Linked DNA regions of Homo sapiens: region 2 is linked to region 1. The links are chromatin loops, found by intact Hi-C in ENCODE. Cell type or tissue: PC-3. All regions are shown on one strand. Region 1 overlaps IL1RAPL2 (interleukin 1 receptor accessory protein like 2). Region 2 overlaps IL1RAPL2 (interleukin 1 receptor accessory protein like 2).

Region 1 (2,500 bases):
GACCTCTGCTGGTGTGCAGTGGTGCGATCTCTGCTCACTGCAACCTCTGCCTCCCGGTCCCAAGCGACTCGTGCCTCACCCTCCAGAGTAGCTGGGATTACAGGCATGCCCCGCTAATTTTTGTATTCTTAGTAGAGATGGAGTTTCACTGTGTTGGCCAGACTCGTCTCGTACTCCTGGCCTCAAGTGACCTGCCTGTCTCTGCCTCCCAAATTGCTGAGATCACAGGTGTGAGCCACCGCACAGGCTCACACACAACTATATTCTTAAATATAATGGTAGGATGGGATAATCATTCCTAGATACTTAATTTTAAATAAATTGTTATGGGTCAGATAAAGTTTTCCAAGGTCTAGATCTGACCTTTGGAGGTTACGTCAAGAACATGAATTATTAATAATTAATTACTCTGTAAACACTGTGTATAATTCATAGATAAATAATTAGCATACATTACCTTACGGCTATTCTTCCCACAATGGTTATTATTTGGGAATATGATGTCCCTCACCTGGAAATGTCTACTCCTGGAGAGGCATGAACTCTGTGGAATACATATGACAATTTGGATAGCACCAAGCAAATTTTAATCTTTTACTAGCTCATGGGCTGGGATGAAGAAGAGTATAGGAGGCAGGATATAGAACACATAATGACTAAGATTATAAGTTCTGTGTCTAACTTATTTGGGTTAGAGTCTGAATTCTGCCACTACAACTTGAGTGACCTTGAGCAAGTCACTTAAACTCTCTGAGCTTTCTTTTTTTCTTATCAGTAAAGTGGAAATAACAAGAGTCCCTCCCTCCCAAAGTTGACATGAGAATGAAAGGAGAAAAATTTGTGCAAAACACCTAGCACAGTTCTTGGATGTTCTATTCTAAGGGCTCAATGAAACTCATAGCTGCTGCTGCTGTTACACTTTTCTGTGCTGGGTCATTCACTGGGTGGGGGGATGGGGGTGTAGCCTGGTTCCCCAGTTTGAGCAAGATCGCAGCTGTATTCTCAACTTTTGGCTTCTGTCACCTACAATGGTGCATCCCCATAGGTGTGCTGTGATTCTTCTCAAGCAACCAGCAGTTGGTCAATGATAAATCCTTAGTTTTAAAGCTTATGTGGGGAAAACATGTAAAACAAAAACTTGGACAGCTCGCCCTCTAGTGGTAATTTTATGAATTGCCCCCCAACAATTGCCCTTTTAGCTCACAGGAAAACTGATAGTAAAAATGAATGGGATTAAGTTTACATAGTTGAAACACCTGGTTTAACAAATGAATTTGTTAATCACAAACACATAATAAGCTAGTATAGGGTACACATGCTTGCATATTTTCTCAAGTGCTGATTAGCCATTATACCTAACAAGGGATTTCCAATTTGGGGAAAAAAAAATCCAGAATCAGCAATTCTATACATAGTTATATATCCTGTCCCCCAATAAATAATTGTACATAGTCATTAGAGTCTAGTTTTATTGCACTCAATGTTCTTTTTTTCTAAAATAATGTTATAATTGTTGATAATAACAACTTATCCTCTTACAGGTATGTATAAACTTTTCACAGGGTTTTGTTTTTACAACAGATAGATGCGGCAGGATTTGCCTTCCTGGTTGTACTGAAGAGGAAGTAGGAGGCTTATCTATAAAGAGGCCAAATGAGTTTGCTTGGGACACCCAGGGCACTTTGCAGGGGACTGCACTAATTTTTACTCCTAGGAATCTCCTCCTGGCAAAATAAATTGCATAGATGCTGGCATGTTCCTTTCTAGTCTTTAGATGCTCCTTCTTTGGAATCTTTATGTCAAACTCCCTAAACATACATTGGTTGTACAGATCAGAATGAAAATGATTAAAATAGAGATACGAGTTTTATACAAGTGGCTTTCTTCACTCCATTATAATTGTTTTGGAGAACTCAGATATTAAAGCATTTTGTTTGTTTGTTTGTTTGTTTTGAGACGGAGTCTCACTGTGATGCCCAGGCTGGAGTGCAATGGCACGATCTCAGCTTGCTGCAACCTCCGCCTCCCAGGTTCAAGTGATTCTCTGTCTTGGCCTCCCAAGTAGCTGGGACTACAGGCATGCGCCAACATGCCTGGCTAATTTTTGTATTTTTAGTAGAGACAGGATTTCACCATATTGGCCAGGCTGGTCTTGAACTCATGACCTCAGGTGATCTGCCCACCTCAGCCTCCCAGAATGCTGGGATTACAGCTGTGAGCCACTGCACCCGGCCGATATTAAAGCATTGGTACCCACAAGACTAAACCAAGAGTAATAACTTTTTGAGCCTTATAGAAATCTAAGTCAAGGGAGTAGTGATGAGAATCTTAAAAACCTGCAATTGTTCTTTTAAATACTGAAATTGCTATTCATAAGACTTGAGTGAACAGAGAAAGGATAATATAGGAATAGGAGGTGTTTTCAAATCCAGGGACAAGAATATTTATAATCATACTCACTGATTGTGAAACAAAGGGCAGACATACATTCACTTATACT
Region 2 (2,500 bases), 260 kb before region 1:
AAATTGTAGATCTTATTAATTTTTTCTATTTGTTTTGTATCAGGTCAACATTTGATTAGATTCATTATAGATATTAGTCCAGCTTATTCCGGTTCCTTGAGAATTTGCCACCGAGTGTCTTATCAGTCCCTCATTATCCTTCTTAGTCTGCATTGAGAATGTGTTAGAACAAGTGCTTAGCAACTCAAAATTCATCTAGCCTGGGAGACTTGGAAGAAACATTTTAGCTTTGGCCTCATGCTGTGGGAGCCATGTTGTTTCTCTGTCAGGTTGAGGCTGTGCCGCACTTACGGAAATTAGCCCAAAAAAATTGTTTTCTCTCTCCTTTTCTGTACCAGAATGAGACTCCAGGGTATAAGCAAAATTGATGTTGCTTGAAGAAATTTCAAAGGTTCCCAACTCCCAGAGCTCAAGTAGCCACGGAAATAAGCACTGGCCAAAAAATGTACTTAGACTTGATGGTAATTGGGAACCATTTGAGGGAAGGGAACTAAACATGTACTACGTGATGTTACTTCGTAGAATAAGAAAGGCTTGTGTTGAATTGGTATTTTAAAGAATAATGGGGAAAAATTGGGCTTCTTTGTGTGGGTTTGTAAGGTGGTGTGAGGGCAGCGTGTTGGCAATACCTAGGCAGGATTGAAGGTGATAATATAAATTGAATATATTTCTGGTAAAGGATTTTTGAAAATAAAATAAACTAATGTTTTCTTAGATTCACTCCTACTTTATTTTCTTAAAGAAATAGTAACCCTTCCTATTGGTATGTCAGGAAAAGATAATTTGTTCTTAAAATTTTACTAGAAAGAAAAGTATATCATGTTCCCAAGTTGACTTGTATGCAAAATCAAGGTTATACTTTCCAAAATTAATGCACCTTGTTCCTCTGACCCCTTAGGCATAATTAGGGGTTTTGTGCTCTTACAAATGGACTTAGCAAATGTGGCACTGACATAATCATGGAATTCATGGTATTTTTCCCTTGTGATTATAACAATTTGGACCCCATCAAGAAACTCCTTATTCAGCCTTTCGTTTGTTCATAAGCTGACTTCTTTTGACTTAAGAGAAGTCAGCTTATATTAGTGCTAAGCCCAAAAGAACCTTCTGCAATCACACTGCGGGGGACCACTTTCTATGCCCTCTGCTCACATTTGTGTTCCAAATCATCAGTGTTCACTGGCCCAATTAGGCCCTCTCTAGCAACATTAGCCCTCAGAGCTTTGCTTGCCAATGTCAACATACATTCTCAGTTCCAGAATTCCACTGTCTTACCTCAAGTGTCACTTGAGCAGCCCAGGCTTTCTTATTATAGTGTTTATTTCTGTCACTGATTCATCATTTTTTATTTGTCTGACTCAAATCCAGGTAGTTTTGCTCAATCGATGGCAGGCTGTTAAACAGCATGTGTGTTTAGGGCAGCAATTCATTCATCCATTTTGACATGCACACCTGACATCTTCATTAATGCCCAGCACAAATTTCTCAGATTCCAGATCTGCTTGGTATCTCCATATTCCTTCTGCATCCACCTCTTTGCCACAAAAGACACTTCATGTAAATGTCACTTTTTTCAAGTTTTTCACATGTTCCACAGTGGAACCATATGCTTATAGAAATGATGCCCTTTTAGGTCTGTATCCAAACATAGCTTGTCAATGACTGCTCACAAATTCTAAGTCAGCTTATAAGCTTTTACACTTTTTCTGAAATGTTTTCTTTAGGGCTTGTAAACTTCTTCCCATGTTATTGCTTACTTGTTGTACCCCTGTGTTCTTTTTCGACATTAACTCCAACCACCTTACCACCTTTTTATTGCCCTTTCAATTCATCACATTCAGCTGAACTGCTGCCTCAGGCAAGTGCTTCCTCTCTATGTCTGTTTATTGAGTTTGGGGCAATCTCTGTAACAGAAATTCTGCTACAATGGTCTTTCTTCTATCCTATGACCATTTGCTAAGCTCTTGAAACATCAGTCATGTTCAGTTCTTAGAAAACCTACATTGAAGAAAAAATAGTACTGATAATTTTATGGAATTAATTTAATATTTATAGTCAGATAGTATGAGTTGCTTACCTGAAGATGTGCAGGGAACCTCTGGAGAGCCATACTGACAAGTAAGTTGTGGCTTAGTCTGTATGACTTGAGAGCTATTGGTTTTTCTTGTTCACATAGTTGTCACCATTATTGCAATATTATAAACATTTCCTGAGTGCTCACTATGTGATAGGCACTGTGTCAAGAACTTTACATGAAGTAACTATTCAATACTCACAGTAGCCCTTCAAAGTAGGTTGTATTATTATCTCTGTTTTACAGACGAGGAAGCAGAGAAAATCAGGAGGGTAAATGACTTATTTAGGGACATACAACAAATAAGTGTTAGAATAGGCATTTGAATTTAGGCAGTATAACCTCAGAGTTCACAAAACTCTTACCCTTCGTATTATACTGTCTTCTTATAATGATAGATAACATTTATTGAGAACTTACGATGAG

The links. Hi-C counts contacts between places; a loop is a spot of excess contacts. Peaks named below come from ENCODE experiments on the same cell type or tissue, not always from the same donor. Only the 100,000 strongest peaks of a DNase experiment are listed, where the experiment ranks them.
Region 2: it touches region 1 in a loop (6-fold over the local background); 9 of 110 quality-filtered maps call a loop at or near these places.

The regions. Positions count from the first base shown.
Region 1 is chrX:105,189,281-105,191,780 of GRCh38, forward strand. The region is part of intron 2 of IL1RAPL2 (interleukin 1 receptor accessory protein like 2); the gene reads left to right. Among named protein-coding and RNA genes, the nearest start is that of TEX13A, 30 kb to the right of the region's middle. In PC-3, a CTCF peak has its summit at 1,166 (motif pointing left); a DNase peak (open chromatin) is centred at 1,141.
Region 2 is chrX:104,928,238-104,930,737 of GRCh38, forward strand. All of the region lies in intron 2 of IL1RAPL2 (interleukin 1 receptor accessory protein like 2), which reads left to right. Among named protein-coding and RNA genes, the nearest start is that of TEX13A, 290 kb to the right of the region's middle. In PC-3, no CTCF peak of the experiment used is centred here; a DNase peak (open chromatin) is centred at 1,324.